3 separate regions of the Mus musculus genome follow, and all the other regions are linked to region 3. Evidence: chromatin loops called from intact Hi-C (ENCODE). Cell type or tissue: gastrocnemius. All regions are shown on one strand.

What was found. Peaks named below come from ENCODE experiments on the same cell type or tissue, not always from the same donor. Only the 100,000 strongest peaks of a DNase experiment are listed, where the experiment ranks them.
Region 1: it touches region 3 in a loop (24-fold over the local background); 12 of 42 quality-filtered maps call a loop at or near these places.
Region 2: a loop joins it to region 3, with 22 times the contacts of the local background. A loop is called at or near these places in 18 of 42 quality-filtered maps.

What each region holds. Positions count from the first base shown.
Region 1 is chrX:73,489,243-73,497,242 of GRCm38, forward strand. Bgn (biglycan) reads left to right here. Exons shown (of 8, transcript NM_007542.5): 2 at 1,537-1,788; 3 at 2,076-2,188; 4 at 2,706-2,919; 5 at 3,481-3,591; 6 at 3,721-3,814; 7 at 3,958-4,096; 8 at 5,357-6,694. The coding sequence starts at 1,548. The coding sequence ends at 5,554. Among named protein-coding and RNA genes, the nearest start is that of Bgn, 9.6 kb to the left of the region's middle. In gastrocnemius, CTCF peaks have their summits at 1,769 (motif pointing left) and 4,534 (motif pointing left); DNase peaks (open chromatin) are centred at 1,676, 4,543 and 7,794; H3K27ac peaks cover 2,289 bases.
Region 2 is chrX:73,427,099-73,435,098 of GRCm38, forward strand. Trex2 (three prime repair exonuclease 2) reads right to left here. Exons shown (of 2, transcript NM_011907.4): 2 at 6,607-7,575. The coding sequence starts at 7,541. The coding sequence ends at 6,831. It also overlaps a transcript of Zfp92 not described here. Among named protein-coding and RNA genes, the nearest start is that of Trex2, 4.2 kb to the right of the region's middle. In gastrocnemius, a CTCF peak has its summit at 3,124 (motif pointing left); no DNase peak of the experiment used is centred here.
Region 3 is chrX:73,049,437-73,057,436 of GRCm38, forward strand. It overlaps the pseudogene Gm6858. Among named protein-coding and RNA genes, the nearest start is that of Pnma3, 11 kb to the right of the region's middle. In gastrocnemius, a CTCF peak has its summit at 4,662 (motif pointing right); a DNase peak (open chromatin) is centred at 4,654; H3K4me3 peaks cover 417 bases; H3K27ac peaks cover 573 bases.

The sequences.
Region 1 (8,000 bases), 440 kb after region 3:
GTTTAACCAAACCAGGATGTCCCAGCCTCCCCTTTCTGCCAATGCACGCACATGCACACACACACACACACACACACACACCTCTGCTGGTGCTAAGAATTTCAAAGCAGCAAGCAGTCAGCATAACCCCCTTGTCAGCTGGGTTCCTTCCACTTTTGCCTCTAGCAGTTGAGTTCGGAAGGCTTATTTATCCCAGATGGAGCACCAAATACCCCAATTTCACCACCACCATGTGCTCTATAAGAGGACTCTTTGAGCTGGGGGTGCTTTAAGCCTTTTGGAGGCTAGACTTCCTATTTACCCCTACACCAGGGCAACCCCAGACATCCATCCCTGGGAGGCCATCAAGACCACCATGGATTCCCTATTTAGCAAATGAGGTGAAGTGACTAAAATACCCTGAGCCTTTGCCATGGAGTTGGACAAAGAGGAGTGGTAAAAGAAGCAAGGGCTCTGGCCTTGTCCTGCAGACTACACACTGCTTGGGTGGTGGAATGCAGGAGAAAGAAACAGGAGATGTGGGTGCTGGGGCAGGCTCGGGCAATGAAGAGTCTCCACCCCCATCACACTGTCTCCGCCTGGGGGGCCTACAGACAAGCCTGACCCTGCCCTGTTTCTCTGGCAGCAATCTACTCTCCTTGAGATCTTCTCCAGGATGCCTGGTCCATGGGCACAAAGAGGGAGTAGAGGTAGATATGGAAGCCTGGAACTTTTGCACCCTGAGTCCTGGGAAATGAGAGGAAGGAAGATATGAAGTGTTGATCCCCTAATTCCCAGGACCCTTGCTTGATGCTGCTACAGCATTGAAGAATCTATTTCCCCTCCTCCCATCCCCCCATCCCCATCTTCCTCTCTCTCTTCTCCCACTTCATGCCTTGGCCTCTGGGCCTTCTCAGACCAACATGGGCACTGTGGAGGGACTCAGGCAGTGAAGGGGGTGACTCACTCATTGCCCAGTTAAACTAATAGCATCCAAATCTTCCAGGCTCACTCTCAGAAGGGGTAACCTGTGGGGCCAATAGCTGTGCTTCATCTCAGCCTCCAATTGGCCTCACTGACCCCCAACCTCAGGCAGTGAAGCGGGCTCTGGCTGACTCGTGGGGAGGCAGCCTTGAGCTAATTTCAAAGACATTTCATTGCCCAAATGAAACCAAGTCCTTCCAGGAAAGGGAGGGGAGTGGAAAGAGACACCCTCCTGGCCAGCCAGCACTCCTACCCTGACTGGCGCCTCTTACCCACACCTCCTCCCTCTCTCTGCTCCCATCTAGCCATCCCTGGTTAAGGTCGAAATATTGTGTTCTCTCTCTCTCTCTCTCTCTCTCTCTCTCTCTCTCTCTCTCTCTCTCTCTGTGTGTGTGTGTGTGTGTGTGTGTGTGTGTGTGTGTGTGTGTGTGTGTGTGTGTGAGAGAGAGGGGGGGGGAGAGGGAGGGAGAGGGAGAGAGAGAGAGAGAGAGAGAGAGAGAGAGAGAGAGAACCCTAGCTACTACTGCTGGGAGGATAAACTAACCTACAGCTCTTCTCACTTTTTGCTCCCAGGAACATTGACCATGTGTCCCCTGTGGCTACTCACCTTGCTGCTGGCCCTGAGCCAGGCCTTGCCCTTTGAGCAGAAGGGTTTCTGGGACTTCACCTTGGATGATGGGCTGCTCATGATGAATGATGAGGAGGCTTCAGGTTCAGACACCACTTCAGGTGTCCCCGACCTGGACTCTGTCACACCTACCTTCAGTGCCATGTGTCCTTTCGGTTGCCACTGCCACCTGCGGGTTGTTCAGTGCTCTGACTTGGGTGAGTCACTAAGCACTTAGGCTAAGAGTGTACAGAGAAGCACAGGCCCTGCCTGGGAGCCCTTACTAAAAAGAATACATTTGCTACCCTGTGAGATGGGTTTAAAACTGTAGGAGTGGGGAGGTTGAGTCACCACAGGCTGAGGTGTATGAGGGTGCTCAGAGTCCCTGCATTTCTCCCAGTGTCTGTGTGTGTCCATATGCATGTATGTACCCACCCCCTTTACACCAGCTGTGACAACAGACTGGATGAGCCAGGCTTATGCTGGTGATGATGCTGGCCCCCAGGTCTGAAGACTGTGCCCAAGGAGATCTCACCTGACACCACACTGCTAGACCTGCAGAACAATGACATTTCTGAGCTTCGCAAGGATGACTTCAAAGGCCTCCAGCACCTCTACGTAAGCCTCCTCCTGCCTCCTGCCTTTTCTGAGGAGCCAGGAGGAGTTTGATGTTCCTATGACTTGGAAGAAGGGTACTCACAAATGAGGTTGGGAAGAGGGGTGGGAACCGATGGAGTCCTGAGATAAGTCTAGAGCTGGCTGTAATGAGAACGCCCAAAACCATGCATTATATGTATGGGTACAAGACGAAATCTGTCAGGTCCCATTTTTTTTTGACAGAAATCTTTACGTTTTGTTGACTCATCTGAACAACACAGAAAGTGTATTCCATCATAGCTCTTAGAGAAACTGTCTAGCAAAGTATGCTAGGCAGTGATGGCATTACCAGGGCAGCTTGGAGCTAACCTCAGCTCCTTGCCCTACACTCTACTCACCAACACATACTGATCTCCATGAGACCATTAAAGGTTCAGATGTTTCCCAAGTGCCATCAGTAGCAAGTTCAGGAGGCAGAGGAGAGGGGAGGTGGAGTGGGGGGCTGGGGTGCTCACCCTGGTTGCCTGCCCCGTTTTAGGCCCTGGTCTTGGTAAACAATAAGATCTCCAAGATCCATGAGAAGGCCTTTAGCCCTCTGCGGAAGCTGCAAAAACTCTACATCTCCAAGAACCACCTGGTGGAGATTCCTCCCAACCTGCCCAGCTCCCTGGTAGAACTACGAATCCATGACAACCGTATCCGCAAAGTGCCCAAGGGCGTGTTCAGCGGGCTCCGGAACATGAACTGCATTGGTGAGACTAGTCTGTACCTTAGCATCAGGCATAAAGGAGACAGGTAGAGGATATCTCTTTCAGCCAGGGCAGCTGGGTCCATGTAGTCATGGAAAAGCCCTGTGTGCCTCAGAATGTTCCAGATGTTTGTTTTGGGACATGAAGAAAAAGACTGTGGTGGCTATAAAGGCTCGGTTGAAGAAAGAGTCTCAAATATAGTCTAAAAAAGACCAGTATGTTTCTGGAAAAAAAAAAAAACAATATGGGTAAAAGGAAGGTATAGGACACCGACTGGACTGAGAGAGAAAGGGAGAAGGGCAGTGGACCACCACAGCAGCAAACGTTGGATGGCTTTCTGGGTCCCCACAGTTTCCTCTTGCTTCCCAACTCCCAAAGACCAAGAATAGTGGCAGAGGCCTTGAGCTAGTCATGCAGAACAGCTGGAATTTGTAGTTAGCGGTGCAAATTCACAACCTGCTTTCTATGGAAGTGGGAAGAGCAAGCAATCAGCAGAGCTGCAGTCCAGAAAAGAACAGGCTTTGGTGGAGATTGGCTTCAGGGCTCACAGGACTTCTCTCCTAGAGATGGGCGGGAATCCCCTGGAGAACAGTGGCTTTGAACCAGGAGCCTTTGATGGCCTGAAGCTCAATTACCTGCGCATCTCAGAGGCCAAGCTCACTGGCATCCCCAAAGGTAGGAGAGTGTCAATACCCAACCTCCAAAAGCATTGATGGGCCTTGCACAGTGTACTTGAGCAGAGAATGGGCCTTTTATCTGCCCCAGACCCTGCACTTACCTCCCAGCATGTTCTCTTCTGGGTAGATCTCCCTGAGACCCTGAACGAACTTCACCTGGACCACAACAAAATCCAGGCTATTGAGTTGGAGGACCTACTTCGATACTCCAAGCTGTACAGGTGGGGTTGAGGCAGCCCTTGGGGGATGCAGGGATCCATTAGCAAATGGGGCAGGTTATAGGGTGGCACCCAGGTCCCTGTGCTCTATCCCAGAGTCCTCCTCTCCCCCAGCCTCTGACGACCTCTAATTCATTTACCTTCAGGTTGGGCTTAGGTCACAATCAGATTCGGATGATTGAGAATGGGAGCCTGAGTTTTCTGCCTACCCTGAGGGAACTTCACTTGGACAACAACAAGCTGTCCCGGGTGCCTGCTGGCCTCCCAGATCTCAAGCTCCTCCAGGTGAGAGCTGGTTCTCCAAGACTAGATGGGGAGTTGTAGAAGGTCCATTCTCTGCACCAGCCTCTTAACTGCCTGGATCTCCTGTCTCCCTTTATAAAGGGGCACAGGGTAGAGAGCAGAATAAGACCTAGATTCACTTTTGGGTCTCATGTACTCATCCAGGCCTCAGTGGAACAGTGTCTGCTTCGTGTTTGTGGTTGGAAAAGGGGAGTCTCCTTCCCTGACTTAGCTTCCAAACACATGAGCAAACTAGGTCTTTCCCAACCTTACTCTGGACCTCAATTTTATTTATGTTTTGTTTTGTTTTTTATTTATTTATTTATTTGTTTGTTTGTTTGTTTGTTTGTTTGTTTGTTTGTTTGTTTAAGCTCAGATCCATTCATAATGGTAGAAAGCACGTTCATCCTCTTCTAGGGCAGCACTTCCCATACCAGGCTAAGAGCACCCTCTAGTGGCCAGTAACCTTTCTATCACCAGTGAGCTCCTAACCTAAGGCACAGTCTTTCTTTTTTTTTTTTTTTTTTTTTTTTTTTTTAATTTATTACGTATTTTCCTCAATGACATTTCCAATGCTATCCCAAAAGTCCCCCATACCCTCCCCCCCCCCACTTCCCTACCCACCCATTCTCATTTTTTTGACCCTGGCGTTCCCCTGTACTGGGGCATATAAAGTTTGTGTGTGTGTGATGGGCCTCTCTTTCCAGTGATGGCCGACTAGGGCATCTTTTGATACATATGCAGCTAAAGTCAAGAGCTCCGGGGTACTGGTTAGTTCATAATGTTGTTGCACCTACAGGGTTGCAGATCTCTTTAGCTCCTTAGATACTTTCTCTAGCTCGGCACTGTCTTTCCTACACAGATATCATGTCAGAATCAAAGTTTGCTTTGTTTTACAGCATCATTCTACCAAACACAGCCTCCACCCCACCCATCCCAACTCACCACTCGTTTATACACTGCACTTGAGCCCTTCATCCTGACCTGAGTCCAGCCAAATACCTGTGCCCTAATCAGAGCTTACACCCACTAACATACTCCGGTATGCCCTCCTCTCAACCCTGAGAAGAATCACCTTCAAAGGGTGACTATGAAATGACACTAAGAAGTGATTGATGGGGTCCGATGTGAAGGCAGGCCTGACCTTTCTACTCTCCATCTTGCCTACAACTTACAGCAACTACCCAGGCTAGGACAGATTGGGATGGCTCTGGGTCACTGATCCTTGGACAAAAGCCTCAGATACATTCCCTCTGCCCCCAGGTTGTCTATCTGCACTCCAACAACATCACCAAGGTGGGCATCAATGACTTCTGTCCTATGGGCTTCGGAGTCAAGAGGGCCTACTATAATGGCATCAGCCTCTTCAACAACCCTGTGCCCTACTGGGAAGTGCAGCCTGCCACCTTCCGCTGCGTTACTGACCGCCTGGCCATCCAATTTGGAAATTATAAGAAGTAGAGGCAGTGGTTGCCACCATGGTGGCCTTGGTGAGAGTCTCTGAGGAACATAGCCAGATGAAGAAGCAACACCTTTGTTCCCCAATATTAACTCACTGCCCCACCACAGCTTCCCCCTGACTCCTAAGCATGCATATATGCACATGGCCTGGCCCTCTCACCCATTCCCCTCAACCTTTGAAATTTAACATTCATCAACCATGTCCACTCAGAGACTCCCTATAAATCTTTCTTCTTGCTCATCCTGAAACTCAGATGTTTTTGGCAAGAGGGGCTAGGAAAGATGGATAGAGCACACTGCCACCGCCATTGTTCCATCCAGGCATGTGTTCCTCCTCTTCCTTGCTCATGTCTGACTTCCAGCTCTCCTGGGCTCTGCTTGCTGCCCTTATCCTCTGGTGTTCTCTCTTCAACAAGTTCACTACCTGTCAATCCCAGCTACAACCTGGCTGTACTAACTCCTGGATCTTTCCCTCTCTCCAACCCTGTTATGCTTCCTGACACTTTTCTTCCTTCTGGAGTTATTGACCTGTCCCCTTCCATCTCTGGACCTAGGTCATATTTCTCCATCTTTGTCTCTTTCTGTATCTCCTTGCCTATATCTCTGTCTGTCTCTATTTCTGTCTCTCTGTCTCTGTGTATCTCTCTATCTTTGTATCTGTCTCTCTCTGACAACACACACACACACACACACACACACACACACACACACACACACACACACGGATCATCTGCCCCAGGCTGCTTTCTGCTTCACAGGTCTCTAGCCAGTCCCTCCACAAACAAATATGGGGCAACTATCTTCCTGATTGCCCTACCCAGAACTTGACCCCCCAACCCTGGAGGAAGCTGGAAGGTGGAGGCCCAGAATCCTGTCCATTTTGTCCAGGAAAGGGTTCATACTCTGCTATCAAGACGAGGATCAAGGAGCTTCCTAGCCCCTGGAGAGGCTCAGCAGGCCATCAGAGCCGCCAGAACCAGTTTGCATTGGCCCCTGCTCTCTCCCCAAGATGGCTAGGTCCCCTCCCTCACCCCTGGGTCCCTGATGTGGTAGGAGGTGATGGTCAGTTGCACCCAGCAAGAGGGAGTGCTGCTTATGAGGTCAGTTGTCTCTCAATTAAAGAAACACTGTGCAATACGAGTCTGTGTGCCAGTTCTTTGAAACATCACTGGGCATCAAGAGAAAAGCAGAGGTGAAACAAGGGCCTCCTCAGGCCACCTCAAAGGCTCTGCCTTTCCATCCCCAGTTTACATCATTGTGCTTCCTCTTCACTGTTGCCCTTGCCCGTAGAAGAAGGCCCCTCTCACCCTCAGGTCCAGAACTATAAAAGCACATCCCAAATGACCAGACATAAGGCCTAGGCCCTATCTGCTTTCCTCTCCTTTCTTGGTCCTTCCATTGCCTCAATTGCTCTTAAGCTGGACTCAAAAAAGCAAGCCACACCTGAGGTGTCATCTGTCCTCTCAGAGTAGAGCATTTGTCAAGGAACTGCTGGCTATGGGATACCAACGTAGGTCCCACTCCTTTTACGATGGGAGCTTCAATACCCCAGCAGAGAGAATTCTGTCTGCCTGTCTAGATGGAATTAAAAAAAAAAAAAGTAATGCCAAAAACACTGTTGTAGTCTGGGCTATGACTAGTATCTGTGCTAACACTAGGAAAGGGCAGAGGGGAGGAGCCTTTGGCCTTAGGCAGTATATTGGTACAGCTACTTGGGCCAACCTGGCTTGCCTTCCCACCAGTACTACATAGATCCCTGAGAGATGAGAGCAAGTTGCAGCTAAATCCTGACGGAGGCTCCAGTTCAGGTCCATGGATGCATGCCCACTAGGGACACAAGCTGCCCTGGAAAGTAATAGACCCCCAAAGGACTGAAGTGGGCCTGGGCTAAGTGGGCCCTTCTGCTCAGGTCATGGGAACTGGGGCTTCCCTATACAGCAACAGCCAGGTAGCAAAAATAGAGCACCAAGACCAGTATGAGTGACAGGCCAAAAGAGGTGCACCCAGAGACAAGCTTCTGGCTTCTCACACACAACTATACCCTCCTAGCCTGGCAATCCAGGGCACCCAATGTCCCCAGGTTTCTCCTTTTGGGGGTGGGAGGCGCCACTTGGTGTTGTGGCCCAGCGATAGAATGTCACCCAGCAGCATCATAGCACTATTCTGGGGCATGTGCTCCACAGCCTGGCAATCTCTGCTGAGCTGGGCAGACACAGGGCAAGGGCACTGGCCAAAGGCCAGGAGTCAGGGCCTCAATCCGGTCCCCGTGCTGGTAGTAAGGAGGGGCAAGCAGCAAGGAGACCTGGTGGAAACAGAAAGGTGAAGCCCTCAGTGTGTTTCTCTGAGTGGGGGTGGTCTGGGGGCCATGGCTCACTTCAACAGGTCTCCCTTCCCTTCCTGTCCCTCTCCTTGGCTAGTCACTTTTCTTTTTCAATTCGTCTCTCTC
Region 2 (8,000 bases), 380 kb after region 3:
CATGCTCACCAACACTTGTCTGTCTGTCTGTCTGTCTGTCTGAGGGTAGTCATCCTAGTGTATGGAAAGTTGTAGCTCTTTGTGCTTTTGATTTGCATTTCCTTCATGACTCGCTTTGTATGTACTTGGTCATTCACATTTCCTTTGAGGAGCCTGTTGATCTCTTTCTCATTTCAATTGAATTGTTTATTTTCTTACAAAGAATTAGAGTTCTAGTTCATCATCAAATACATTTTTAACAAATGTTTTCTTTCAAATAGCATATTTAAATTTTGTATTTTATATATTTGGGGTTGCAATGAAGAACTCTTGTCAAAAATGTCACTAAGATATTATCTTATGTTTGCCTGTAGAAATTTTTTATTACTTGGATATTTTTTGTTGATAGTCTTAGGTTTTGTTTTGTTTGTTTAGGTTGGGTTTTTATTTATTTTTCAGGTGATGTTGCCTGGGCTTATTTTGAATTCCTGCCATTAACTCTGGAGTGCTGGACTAGGCATTTGCCACCAAAGTCAGCTTTGAACTATTACTGCAGAACACGCTCCCCTCCTTCCTTCACACAGACTTAAATAACAACTTTTAAGTCAAATGGTGCTGGGACTGAAAACAAAAAGCCTAGGTAAGAGATCCAATCACGCTGGGAGCGGTGTGGCCATAGCAAGTTACTAACCTGCTCCAATTTCCTATCAAGGCAGAATTTTAATAATCACCTTTAAGAGAAATTGGGAGCTATAAAAGATGGTTTCCCTTTAGCATCAAACAGTCCACACTGCTAAATTAAAATGAAACCTGTATAATGCTTAGTTTCTGGATTACACTCTTAATTTTAAGGTGCTTCAGGGAATCTAACAAAATTGAATGAATCTCTTGAAGCCTCAGGAGGTTGCTATGGGAGCATCTCTTTGGCCTCTGTAGAAGCTAGGGGAAAATGGCAGCCCTTAGGTTCTAATGCTAGCCAAGGCCACTCACTGCACCGGGGAGCAAAGTGGAAACTTGGGGAGTTTGCACTAGAAACAAAGCTGCAAGACAAAGACCTCAGGGAGGAGGCCAAATGTCTGACCTAGCAGAGCGGCCAGCCAAGTGCTCTGTGGGATCGCTTTAGCTTTGTGGATGATAAGGCACTAAGCTAAAGTCAGGGGATAATTTTATTTACCAACTTGACCAGGCTATATAGAACTCAGACTTTGGTAAAACACCAGTCTAGATGAGGCTGTGAAAATAATTTTTAGATGAGATTGGTATTTAAATTGGTGGACTTTGAATAAAGCTATCTTTCCCCCTAGTGTAGGTTGATCTTGTTCAATCGGCTGAAGGCTTTATTTAAAAAGTCTGAAATTACCCTGAGGAAAGGATTCTGCTCCTGATGGCCCCTGGATTTAACCATAGCTTCACCCTCAGTTGCTAGTTGGCTCAGTCACCACTCAGCTTCTACATTCTGTGAGCCAGTGCTTTGAAGTCTCCCATAGATGAAGAGATGATAGATTCTGAGACACTGTGAGAATCCTGACTAATAAAGCCATAAAGTCATAAGCACAAGCATATAGCGATTAAATTTATACTGAAAAAAAAACTATTTGGCATGAAGGAATACTTCAATAAGACATAACTATGTTGGAGTAGCATTGTCATGTAACTGGACAGATGTAATAGATAAGCAAGGACAGATAAGCAGTACAATTGTTAAGCTATATTTTAGAACTATGGATAAATGTCAACATTTCTTAAGGAGACACATTTTCCAGGATGTAGAACACTTTTCAAAGTTATTTATGAGCAGGCATGTGACACACACCTATAATCTCTGCACTAGAAAGGCTAAGGCAGGAGGGTTGCAAGTTTGGAGATGAAATCTGTAGTTCAAGTTAAGAGCTTAAGTTAAGAGAAGATCATGAGGGTGGGCTCTAACCATGTATGGCTGAGAAGCAATAGAAAGAGGACTTCTCAGGCAGAGATAGGTACATAGGGAGAATGTCATATGAAGATGAGAGTAGAAATTAGAGTTCTATATGTACAGACAAGCCACAAAATGGCCAAGGTTGCAGAAACTACTAGGAGCCATGGAACGAGAGCGGACCAGGCTTCCTTGAAAAACTCAGAAGGGACTCACTTTGATGAGAGCTTGATCTTGGACTTCCAGCACTGGGGTATACTTTGTTATGACAGCCCTAGAAAACATAAGACCTACTCTACATCCCGTTTAAAGGTTATCTTGGTTCAGGAAGTAAAAGCACTTGCTACATATTCTGACTAGCTGACCCCTGAAACTATAGAGGGAGGCAAGAACGACTCCTTGAAAGTTGTCCTCTGACTTCAACAGGAGCAATATGGCATGTGCACATCACACACACATACACGATAAAGGAATGATTTTTAAAAAATTGTTCACTATTGAGAAGTCAGGACAGTCTATACAAGCATTACATTGTGAAGGAAATGAAAAGTGAAACCACGAGCTATCTCTAATGCCAAGCTAACAAAGTGTCTAATAGCAAACCTTTGGGGTGTGGTCTGATCCTTGAGAGAAACAATTATTTTTGACGACCTCAGTTATCCAATAAGGAAGATGGTTCAGGAGATTAGTTTTCATCTCAGAAAATTAGAAAATAATCTAAAGTTAAACCAGAGATGGAAATAATCAAGGTAATAAAAAAATGAACTTAATAGCTGAGCGGTGGTGGCACACACCTTTAATCCCAGCACTCGGGAGGCAGAGGCAGGCGGACTTCTGAGTTTGAGGCCAACCTGGTCTACAGTGTGAGTTCCAAGACAGCCAGGGCTACACAGAGAAACCCTGTCTCGAAAAACAGAAGTACTTAACAAAGGAAAATAAATAAATAAATAAACAAACAAACAAACTGAAAGAGTAAGCCAAAGCTCTACTTTTAAAAGGGTCAATGAGGAATATGGACCTGGCTCAGTGGTACCACCTGTTTCACAAATATCAGGACCTGAGTTTGTATCCCCAGCACCCATATAAAAACTGAGCAAGTCAATATACATTTGTAACCCTAGTACTGACTGAGGAAAATAGAAGAATCCCCAGGCTTCTCTGGCCAGCTTGTCTAGCCAATTAATGAACTCAAGGCTTAGTGAGAGAGATCCTGACTCAAAAAAAATAAGGTGAAGAGTGCCCTCTGGTGTCTTCATGTACATGTGCACGCATAAACACACATACGCAAGCTCAAATGAAAGAGCCAATGAAACAGATAATCTCTCTCACAATCCTTGTTAAGATATGTGTAGGAATAAGAAAGGAGACATCAGCATAGATGCTAAGAAAATAAAAAAAGATTATGTTAATAAATTAAAATCCATTAAAACTGGCTAAAACTATTCAAAGAAGGCATTTATGACTTTTAAGAAACAACACCTAGTCAAATGCTATTTTTGCAAATTTATGAGTGTGCAGGAAGATGCAAGGAAGAATGTGAGGGAAAGTGTGTGTGTGTGTGTGTGTGTGTGTGTGTGTGTGTGTGTGGGAGAGGGGGGAGGGAGAGAGAGAGAGAGAGAGAGAAACACAGAGAAAAAGAGAGAAAGAGAAAAATGGGAGTGTATGTATGCAGGTATACTATGTTCTGAGTCTTTGTCCCCACTGAAGTTCATGTGTTGAAACCTGATCACCAAGGTATGACCTTTAGGAGGGGAGTAGCCATGAGGGCAAAGTTCCTGTGAATAATATTAGCACTGTTAGAAGAAATCTCAAGGACTGAGCCGGTCTCTTCTATCATGTATGTGACAACACAGCAAGAAAGTCCCATCTATGAAAAATGAAATTCTCAGCCAAATATGACCTGCTTGCACCCTGATCTTGGATATCCAAGCACCAGAATTATGATCAATGAATTTCTGGTACTTATAAGTCATACAATCTATGGTACTATTGATATAGCAGCAGAGTAAGAGAAGATGCAAGAGACCTTTTACATTATTTTAAAGATAAACTCTCCTGTGTCCCAGGCTGGCCTTGTAGCTTAGGATGACCTTGAATTCCTGATCCTCCCGTCTCTATACCTTAAGTGCTGGAATTCTAGGTCTACACTATAACACCTGTTTTGTTTTGTTTTGGTGCTGGGCATGAAACCCAGGTCTTTGTACATACTGAGTAAGCACTCTGCCAACTAAGTGACATCTCTAGCTCCACAAAGGAATTTTAAAAGGAAAATAAAGGGGCTAAGGGAAATCAAGTCCCTAATAGAAAGAGAGTGGGGAGAGGGTATGCTTGAGCTCTATAATCCATGGAAATGAGGAAAGCAGTCCTTGCTGTCTTGCCTAGCTTCCTCACAGGCCTAGTGATACTCTATCTGCCACATCACTACTCCATGTTGCATCCAGACTGTAGTCTCAGGAGCATACTATATACACATTGTTGAGCAGCATCCCCGGTTGCAGATGTGACATGAGTTGTACAGCCAGTCATCCTACTGGGGAACATCTACTTGGGAGCCCTTTAAAACACAAGTGGTCCTGCATGTGTTCTAAAGTTCTCTTGGGGAAACATAAGGGTGAAACCTTGGATCTCATGATGGCTGCTCAGTTAACCCTTCCAGACACTTTCCAGCCAGTTTCCATTGAAGCTGCACCACCTATAGTGTCACCAAAAGCATAGGAGCCGTCCATCCTCCCTCCCTGGCAACAGAGCATGTGACGGTCAGTCTTTTGTTGTTGTTTATCTAGTCATTCAAATGATGTTAAATGTTTGGAAATTTTGCAAGGTTAACATCTATTAGAAATTAATTTATGTAAACAAACATCAGATTATCATCCCAGCAGTTATGAGGTAGAGGCCTAAGGATCAGGAGTCCAAGGCCAGCCGTGGCTATATCGAGACTATAAGAGCAGTCTAGGATACATGAGACCCTGTCTCCAAAAACCAAGAGTAAATAAATAATATAAATGAAAACTTAAGTTATACTTTACTAAACAAAAAAGAAAGAAGCTATCCAGATCTATCACATCTTAACTAACCACATTTTACTGTTACTGTGTATTGATGAACATCTAGCAGACTACAGTAGAAATCAATGCTATAGTGTGATGCCACAAATCTATTCCTGTATAACTTTGTGCGTACTCTGTCGTCTTCCTATTTGGCACAGTGACAGAGCTATCCCACAGAGGTCAATGGACCAGGACACAGCAGTGCTCAGTTTATTCCTGCTTTGTTGACTACCCTGACATGAGAAAATAATGGGGAACATGTTAATAGTGCAGATTAAATCAGAGTGCCACCTTTATGGTCACATCATTGTTGGTAGTGTGAGCATGTGAAGTTTTAAGACATATCTCTGCTTATTTACTTTCAACTTATTCATTAGGAGAAAGGAAATTGTGAGCCGACCAGTGCTCATCATGGGTGGGAAACACACAAACACATTTACTTTCCTAGAAAGCCAGGAAAGACTTGGGCACAGCACCCAAGACCATTAGACCAAGGATTCTTGGATGTCTGATCAGAAACCTCAACCTCAGAGAGGGAAAAACATAAAACAAGACCACTGTGGAGGTGTCATAAGGTATAGAGAAGGCAGCCAGCTGATCCTGGAGTTGAGCCTTTCTAATCTGTCATTATGTAGTAGCAGGGACAGTATTCTAAGGGTACCACTTTCTTGTATAGACTGCCCACATGAGCCTGGCCAGGAGATAAAGGCCTGAGAGATACAACAAACACACAAATAAGATCTTGCCTTTCTTCTAGACACAGCCCTTTGTAACCTCCACTGCCCTCAGTCTCAGCCAGGCCATGTGATTATTCTGACACAGCTATCACCAGTGTTCTGGTCTTCTTACCCTGCCTCCACACACACTGAAGCCTCTCTGGTCATTTTGACCTACTTAGGGGTTCCCAAACGGGCCAGGCTGGCTGGAGGCTGGAGGCTGGAGGCTTTGCTCATGCGAGTCACTCTGGGGTGTGGCCACCCCACCCCTTCTTACCTGCCCCAGCATTTGGTGACACAGCTCTCACCTGGTCTGACTTACCACAAGATAGGAGTGCCTCAGGGTGGGGCTCCACAGGCAGGTCACCAGAAACCCGAAGTCCAGCTGAAGCAGCCGGTGAGAAGTTGCCCAAATAAATCATTCTGTGAAGGATCTGAGAGCTGGCATGAGTGCCACTCTCATCTATGCCTCAGGTCAACTTGGCACCCTCGTCTGCCTGGATGGCCCCTCCTGTGGCATTCGTGTGCCATGTCCACAAATGATTAGAGATGCCTGTCTTTTCCTGGAGCCCAATTATCAATTCACTGGCGCTACATTGCAGAGCAGGATCAGAGAAGAATGAGGGTAAAGGTTGGAGCTGGGCATTGAATAAGGAAGGCATGGACTAGCTCTCTGCAGGCTCAGTTACTGCTTTCAATCCCCTCTCTGGAGGATTCAGCCTGCTTATCCCAAGGGCCTAGCAAAGAGGGGCAACACTCAGGGGGACCATGAAACATACCAGAGAGATAGCCAGGGCTAAAGGTCTAGCACTCCTACCTATCACAAGCCCCTTTTGAGAATCTTCCCCTCTACATACTCACAGAGCTCACCACAGGATCAGGCCAGCATGGGCCCTTCTGTGCCTTGGTTGGATAATTTTGGGTATGGGCGGAGAGAAGTCTGGCCAGTAAATCAGCTGGTAAATAGTTGGTGATATTTATTGAGAAATGGGATGAAAGATGGAAGCCCTGAAAGAGCAACTCACAGGCTGGCCAGAAGGTGCCCAACTGATAGTGGAGTACAGAGAAGGCTGTAGGATCCTATGGCCAGGTAGGTCAGGGCTGAGGAAGGCCACAAAGGTGCTACAGAGAGCAAAGATGTAGCTCAGAGCCTGGATGAATGGATGGCACTGGCATTCAGGCTTCGAGGCTTGGACCATCAGGTGGCACGTACATGGGCTCAATATGAGCCCAGCTGCGGGCCTGCTCATCTGCCCAGGCGAGCAGCTCAGGAGCACGATGCAGGAAGATCAGAAGCAGGGTGTGCACATCACCTTCTGCTGAATGGGCAGCACTGGGTTCAGCCTGGAAGTAGCGGTGGAAGAGACTGGCCAGGCTGTAGCTTTTGCGGCCTTGAGCCCTGGTGCCGTGGCTGTGAGCACGGTCCAGGCCCCGCAATGCAGGCAGTGTGTCCAGGCAGACAGTGTCTTGGGGCAGATGGGCACCCAGACGTTGTAGCTCCGTGCACAGCAGTGGGAAGTCATAATCGAAGCCATTGTGGGCCACAAGGCAGATGGGGCCCTCCTGGCGGCTTAGGAAGCCCTGCAGTGTCCTTACCACAGCGCCATTGAAACCAGCCTTCCCGCAGTGCATCAGGCTTTCGCTGCTCAAACCAGTAATCTCACTGGCCTTGGCAGTAAAGGGGCGCTCCGGGCACATGCACAGTGTGAGCTTGTCCAGAACACGGGGCAGCACCAAGGAACCAGAATCATCCCGTTCTGGGTTCTCCAGGGAAGAGCGGTGAACAGCAAAAAGGGATATCTCTGCAATCTCAGGATCCATGTTTGGGAGCCCAGTGGCTTCTAGGTCCAGGAATACAAAGGTCTCAGCCCGGGGTGGCTCAGACATGCTGATGTTCTCACAGGAACAATGAGGCCTAGAGCTGCCAGAACAAGTGGCATAAGCCAGAGGGCTAAAGACATGAGAGCAAGGCCCTGCTACCTATAGCCATCTCAGGTCAAAGCTATACTACACAGAACCTCACTTCCTGATGCTCCATCCCATCTCATGAGGCCTTTGGTGCTAGGAGTAGTTTCTGATACATATTCATATCTAGAGACACTTTAAAGAGGACTCATGGGGCCAGGATCAAGTAACCAGAATCTTGTTACTTCTGTCCGTCCTCCCTCCTCCCTTTCCTGGATCTCCAACCCAACCTTCGTTGTTCTATCACCTTATCAAACAGGCACAAAAGAAAGTGCTTAGACTTTAACCCAGGGTCCTCTTCCTTTTGCTGCCAGGCCCAGATCTAGCCCATCAAGGAGGGGAACAGATACAGTCCACAATTGGTGCCTTGGCCCAACCCCT
Region 3 (8,000 bases):
ACACCCTGGGAAGAGATAAGATTGTCACCACTTGCTACAATGGATATAGATGGAGACATCTGCAGAGAGGTGATAGCATTTCTCCAGCAGCTCTAGGACTCGGAGTAGTGAGGTTTCCAGGCTGCAGAAGTGGCTCTGGTGGCAAAGGGGCAGTGATAATGGCAGTGGGACTCATAAGATTCTAGTGTGTGTCAGGGTGGGGCAACTGAGGAAGGGGTCTCAAGGTTTTCTGGACACTCCAGATCCTCTGCTAGACCCCGTAGCATATGGTGTTAGTAAGGGCTCCAGCTGCTAGGTATCAGATGGCACACTTCCTCCTACAGGGCCACACCTCCTAATCCTTCTAATCCTATCAAAGAGTTCCACTCTTTGCTAACTGAGCATTCAAATATATGAGCCTATGGAGGCAGTTCTTATTCAAACAACCACAGGTCCCTGCTGGAGATAGTATAGGCTGGGCTGTCTGGTACCAACATTCAATTTTGTCTTTTTCACTCACAGGCTGAGGAAGAGACTAGTACAATCAGACACATCCCTGACTGGTCATGGTACCTCCTAAGTTCACTGCTATGGCACTGGCGATTCTGCAGGACTGGTGTGGGTGGATGGGGGTCAATGCCCAGCGCTCACTGCTTATCCTGGGCATCCCCGATGACTGTGAAGAAGAAGAATTTCAGGAGGCAGTGGAGGCTGCCCTCAGGCCCCTGGGCAGGTACCGAGTGCTTGGCAAGGTCTTCAGAAAGGAGATTGGAGCAAAGGTCGCTTTGGTTGAATTCGCCGACAATTTAAACCAAAGTTTGATCCCCCAACAAATACCAAATAATAGGGGGTCCTGGAGTGTGATCTTCCTGCCTCCGGTCCCTGAAGTCGAGTCACAGGATACATTCAATTTCCCTGCACAGGCTCATGGGCAAGCTTTGGAAGGGGCTTCAGGTGGGGCAGGGGTCTCGGGCAGATCAGGGGCTGTAGTTGAGGAAGGAGACATAGATGAGACGGGTTGTGGGCGAGGCAGGAGGACCAGCTGAGAAAGGAGCCACAGATGAGGCAAGAATGCCTGGCGAGGAAGGAGCAGGTAAGGCCAGAGGAGGAGCTGCAGCTCCTGTCTCCTTCCTACAGGAGGCCGGAGCTGCAGCAGCTCAAGCAAGACTGTCAGATGAGGAAGGAGCAGAGGGGGAGGGAGGACCAGGTGAGGCAGGAAGAGCAGTGGAGGGAGGGGCTGCAGCTGAGGCAAGCTTGTCGGATGAGGAGGGAGCAGAAGATGAAGAAGGACTTATAGACGAGGCAGAAGTTATATATGAGGCAGGAGTTATAGATGAAGCAAGGCTGTCAGACGAGGGGGCTCTGGATGGGGAAGATGATGTAGTTGAGGCAGGGGTTGTGAGAATGTCTGAAGAGGAAGGGGCTGGAGGTGACATGGGGATTGTAGGTGTTCTAGGAGCTATGGGTTGGGTAGGAGCTGCAGGTGAGGTGGGAGCTGCAGGAGAGGGAGGAGTTTTAGAGGCAGGTGAAGAGGGGTCTGCAGGGGATGAGGAGTCTGGGAGTGACGAGGGGTCTGCAGGGGATGAAGGATCTGTGGACGGTGGAGGGTCTCTGGGTGAAGCAGGAGCTATAGGTGAGGATGAGGCAGGAGCTGCAGGTGAAGCAGGGATGTCAGATGAGGAGGGAGCTGCAGGGGACATGGGGGTTGCAGGGATCATAGGAGCTGTAGGATTGGCAGGAGCTGTAGGTGAGGCAGGAGGTTCGGGTGAGGAAGGGGCCTTTGATGTGGCAGGAGGGGCACATGGGGCTGGAGCCTGGACCCAGCAGTGGAGCCAAGCCCTGCAGCCCATCCTGGAAAACATGGCCTACCAGGAGCTGAGACACTTCTCTGGGATGGAAGAGCCTGGCTGTGGGGGTCAGTCTTTCGAGAGCTGGCTGGACTATGCCAATGACATGCTATACCTGTGGCGCCACATATCTGAGAGGGAGAGGAGGCGGCGTCTGGTGGAGAGCTTGGAAGGGGGCCTCTCTGTGGCCCTAGGAAAGAAAAAAATGTGAATAATGGTCCCCAGTACAAGGCTAGGGGTATGAATAAGGTCCTCTTTGCAAAAGAACTAGACAGGCTCTTAAGCTCTTTAGCCTCTATTGGTTGCCCACTTTCATGTCTGTCTTGCATTTGCTCAGGCTGTTTTGATCTTTTGAGTTTGGTATTAGGATGGTGTCTTAGTTATGGATTTTTGTTGTTGTTGATGGTGGTGGGTGTTTTGGGGGTGTTTGTTGAGACAGGGTTTATTTGTGTAGTCTTCCTTGACTGTCCTGGAATTCACTCCAGGCTGTAGACCAGGCTGTCCTGGAAGTCAGAGATCAGCATGCCTCTGCCTTCCAAGTGCTGGGATTAAAGGTGTGTGCCAACCCTGACTACCTTAGTTAAGGTTTTACTGCTGTGAACAGATACCATGAGCAAGGCAACTCTTATAAGGACAACAGTTAATTGGGGCTGGCTTACGAGTTCAGAGGTTCAGTCCATTATCAAGACAAGAACATGGCAGCATGCAGGTGCTGGAGAGATAGCTGAGAGTTCTATATCTGGATCCATAGGCAGCAGCAAGAGAATGAGACACTGGGTCTGGCTTGAGCACTTGAAATCCCAAAGCCCAGCCTCAGGTAATAAATACACTCTCTCCAGTAATGCCAACCCCAATGAGAGGCATTTTCATTCAGCACAACACATTCTATTCTCTGGCCCTATAGATTGGTAGCTGCCTTCTTAGTTCATTTCTTATGTAAAGCAAAACAAACAAACAAACAAACACACACAGGGTTTACTTGTTTCTAGAGCGGCTAGGTTTCCTGCTGAGAAAGACACAGGCCCAGTTTCCCTTGCTGGCAGACCTTATGCTGAAAGAGATCAACTCATAAAACAGCTTTCGAACTAACTTTTTACTTCTCCTTCATTTTAAAGGAAACTGCTTTGCAGTGACTGCTCTTAGTAGTCAACCACCTATGCCTTGTGGTAGATAATTGGACAGGGAAAAAACATGTTTAAAGTTTATGTAAGTTCTGAAAAAAATGCTGTAAGGTGTATAAATACAAGTTATATGGATCCGAGAATGTGAACACTTTCTAAGCTGTGTGGGTCTACTGAAAGACCCACAATCTGAGGACTCCCCCACGTTCTGACTCAGGAGATGTGACACCCCAAAATCACCCACAAGAAACGGTCTTGCTGCAAACTGCAAGAGGATTTTTATTCAAGAGCGCTCTCAGCCCCACAGTCATACACCACGCAGGGGTAGAGGACCGTGGCGCCCTGAGTAGCTGGGGTATTTAAAGGCAGAAACCACAACTCAAGGAAGTGGGGAGGGCGTTGTTGGAAAAAAATACCAAAGATACCAGTTAAGAGTCACAAGGAAGTGCAAAGTCACAAGTGTCACAAGGAATACCTGGTATTTGTTCAGGTTATCTCTCAAGACAGTTTCTAAGAGCCCCTAACAATAGCACATTCTTTGAATGAACACTCTTTGAACCCAGGAAGCAGGTGGGTGGAGGAATGTGGCTATCTGTTTTATGATTAGCATACCTTGGAGCACTGAGTCACAGAGGTCACATTCCCAAGCCTGGGCCTAAAGGCCTAGAATTTTGTTTTTACGTTTTACTTTTTCACTACAAAGTGTTTAAGATGTGTAAATGCAGGTTATAAAGTGAAAGGGGGTGACAAGGTATGTAAAAATGTTTCATATTTCTTTCCCTCTCTGTGCTATTGTTATACTGAGATTCCAAAAAGTCACAAGCTCGAGATTTTAAATTTTCTTTGGTTGTTTTCTAAGTATAGGTTTAAAAGTGCTGGCAGTGGTGGCGCACACCTTTAATCCTAGTACTTGGGAGGCAGAGGCAGGTGGATTTCTGAGTTCGAGGCCAGCCTTGTCTACAGAGTGAGTTCCAGGACAGGCAGGACTACACAGAGAAACCCTGTCTCGAAAAACAACAACAAAAGTGCTCCTCTTAAAATTCATGTGAAGCTCCTATCAGCTGGAAGTTGTAGAAAATGACTATGCTGCCCTTTACTATCAGATGCTAAGCACTAGGCACTGGTGGGCAATGGCAGCGTCTGCTTGCATCCTCTTTTTCATATACCACCTGTTTCATAAAAAATAAGATATCAAAGGGAAGTCAGAAGATATGCATATAAACCCCATCATCGACATTGTTTTCATAGCTTTCTAGTTTGTTTCTCTTTTTTTCTTTTTGCACTTTATAGTGTTTGTGTACATGATCTCATTGGAAATACACACTTTAAGATGTAAAAGGGGACGGGGATGGGGGGTGGGGGGAGTAGACCAGTTTTTTCAAATTCCGGAGACATAAGAAACAGAAACAGAACATATATATCTGTTTGTGTGTTCTGTGTGTTGACTCCATAGCAGACTAATCAAGCGTTTAAAGCCTAAATTTTAGTGATCTACAAGCCTGTGATGAGCGCAGGCGCATGAATATACCAGGGGCAGTCGCTAGCAGAGCCGGAGACTAAGTAAGAGTACGCTTGCGCAAGCAGCCATTTCCTGCAGCCTTGAGCTCAAGTCGCACTGACCCCAGGGAAAAGCGACAGTACAAACCGTGAAATGGCTGCTAATGAGACTGGCATCTGCCGAACCTTTCCTGAGGCAATGTCCGGGCTGACCGCTAGATGGTGGTAGATGACCACAAATGGTCCTGGCTGGCCCAGCGAGCTCCTGCTGCCCATCCCCCACTCCCATTTCTCCTATCTCAGGAGGTGGTTAGCTATGGTGGAGGACTCCAGGGTTTCTTCACATGGGCAGTCTGCTGAAGCAACTGCATTACTTGTCCTGATCTCAAAAAGACAGCCCTTCTTTTTTCCATCCCCCACTAATGAGTTCAGCTCAGCCACGCCCCAGCTCTGTTGTGGGAGTTCAGTTCCCTGTGCATTTAATAAGCAGGGGGTGGAGTGTGGTTGGGGGATTGGGAATGAGGTCAGGGTGTGTGTGTGTGTGTGTGTGTGGTGTGTGTGTGTGTGTGTGTGTGTGTGTGTGTGTGTGAGAGAGAGAGAGAGAGAGAGAGAGAGAGAGATTAGGCCTAGCTGTGGAGCCACATTTTGTCTAGTCCCAGTGGTCATGGAGCCTCTATTTGTTTAAATGTAAAAACAGAAGTGGAAGAGCAAATTTGTCAGAGCCAGGGCTTTTTTTTTCCTACCTGTTTTTTTTTCCTTTGACAGTTATATACCCAGGCAGTATATTGTAAACTGTTATAATATTCACTTCCCATTAGACTATGCTAGCCCTCCTTCCCTCTCTCTGAACTCCTTCCCACCTGGTCCTGACAGTTCCTCCACTCATTTTTTTAAAAACAATCTCTCTCTCTCTCTCCCCTCCCCCCTCTCTCTCTCACACACACACACACACTGCATTGCTATACACAACCTTCCATCACACTCTGCTATTACTCTTCCCTTCTCTCCAAACTCCTTCCTCCCATCAAGTCCCAGCAGTGGCTGCCCCTATTAGAGAAAAAAAAACTTCCTTCACTAACAACTATTGCCAATAGCTCCTGAGGAAATAATGAGGCCACATGGGCATCTCCCCTGTCCACGGTGGAAAGTTGGAAGGCCCAGTCATGTGCAGGTATCCATAGTCTAGCTTTTAAGTCCTTACCTGTCTTCTGTTATGTTCCTTAGGCCTGGAGAACAGATAAGAAGCTGAGCATGCTCCAGTCACTTACTCTCAGTACATTGGGCAGTTATGCATATCTGTATTAGCCATCATTCCCTACAAAAAGGAGGAAACACCCTCATTGCTCTCTATTGATCATATTACTGGATGGTGCTATGTGAGCTGCCAGTGGAGAAAAGGCACCAGGGAAGTTATCCAGTGGCAGATCATGTCTGCTAGAACCCTGACCAGTCAGACAAGATGTGACTCATGGTATGATAGTGAAACAGTTATTTGTGCATAATAAACCACTCTGTGATAGGATTTCAGGTTTATTCCATGGGTGTGTTGTGCAATGGAGATACACAATGTTTTGTGTGTCAACTTGACACAGCTGGAGTTATCACAGAGAAAGGAGCTTCAGTTGAGGAAATGCCTCCATGAGATCCAGCTGTAAGGCATTTTCTCAATTAGGGATCTAGCAGGGAGGTCCCCTTGTAGGTGGTGCCATCTCTGGGCTGGTAGTCTTGGTTCTCTAAGAGAGCAGGCTGAACAAGCCAGGTGAAGCAAGCCAGTAAGTAACATCCCTCCATGGCCTCTGCATCAGCTCCTGCTCCCTGCCCTGCTTGAGTTCCAGTCCTGACTTCCTTTGGTGATGAACAGCATTGTGGAAGTGTAAGCTGAATAAACCCTCTCCTCCCCAAATTGCTTCTTGGTCATGATGCTTTGTGCAAAAATACAAACCCTGACTAAGACACACACCTATAGCTTTTGCATAATCTGCTGCAACTGATCAATTGAAAACTCTGATCCTGTTATATCAAGTAAACTTGCCCCTTTATATCTTAGCCTCATCCACCATTGTCTCCTCCCCACAGGAAGCAGACAATGAGAAACTATGTCACACCCTTCATCTTAATCTCTCCTCGGTGTCTGGAATGAAGGGTAATAATCTGAAATCCCCAGATGGACTGAAAAGTCTAATATTCTGAGTTTAAGACAGATAAGAGGACTGCTGGGGCAGGTGAGGGAGCCATCTTGGGTCCTGGGTCCCTCAGAGACCAGTCTGCCTAGGTGAGAGTGTGGACTGCAGAAGCAACACAGCTTCTGGGACAGGCCCTGTTTCGGGCCTTCATCTTTAGCCAGGAGGCAGGTCTGAACACCAGACCTCTGTGTACCTTCCCTGCAAGAGGAGAGCTTGCCTGCAGAGAGTACTCTGACCACTAAAACTCAGGAGAGAGCTGGACTCCCAGGACTGCTGACAGAGGCTAACAGAATCACGAGAGGAAAAGCTCTAACCAGAGACAACTATAGCAACTAATGCCAGAGATTACCAGATGGCGAAAGGCAAACGTAAGAATCTTACTAACAGAAACCAGGACCACTCACCATCATCAGAACCCAGCACTCCCACCTCAGCCAGTCCTGGGCACCCCAACACACCTGAAAAGCTAAATCCGGATTTAAAAGCATATCTCATGATGATGGTAGAGGACATCAAGAAGGACTTTAAAAACTCACTTAAAGAAATACAGGAGAACAGTGCTAAAGAGGTAGAAGTCCTTAAAGAAAAACAGGAAAACACAACCAAACAGGTGATGGAATTGAACAAAAACATCCAAGACCTAAAAACGGAAGTAGAAACAATAAAGAAAACCCAATGTGCTACAATGCTGGACATAGAAACCCTAGGAAAGAAATCTGGAACCATAGATGCGCGCATCAGCAACAGAATACAAGAGATGGAAGAGAGAATCTCAGGTGCAGAAGATTCCATAGAGAACATGGGCACAACAATCAAAGAAATGCAAAATGCAAAAAGATCCTTACTCAAAACACCTGCTGTCACCTGAATTTTTGATCTTAGCCATTCTGATTTGTGTGAGGTGGAATCTCAAGGTTGTTTTGATTTACATTTCCCTGATGATTAAGGATGTTGAACATTTTTTCAGGTGCTTCTCTGCCATTCGGTATTCCTCAGGTGAGAATTCTTTGTTTAGATCTGTGCCCCATTTTTAATGGGGTTATTTGATTTTCTGGAGTCCAGCTTCTTGAGTTCTTTGTATATATTGGATAATATATATGAAATGCTTGCTTTATAAGTTGCCCTGGTCATCCTATTCTGTTACGACAATCAAACAGTACCTACAACAGTGGCAAAAGCAACAGAAACATTGTCTCTCAGATTGGGAACCCAGAAGTCCAAGTCAATGCTCAATGTACTGCTCTTTGCCTTGGAACAGGTTCTTTTTTTTTTTTTAATAAATTTTTATTAGATATTTTCTTCATTTACATTTTAAATGTTATCCCGAAAGTCTCCTATACCCTACCCTGCCCTGCTCCCTTACCCACCCACTC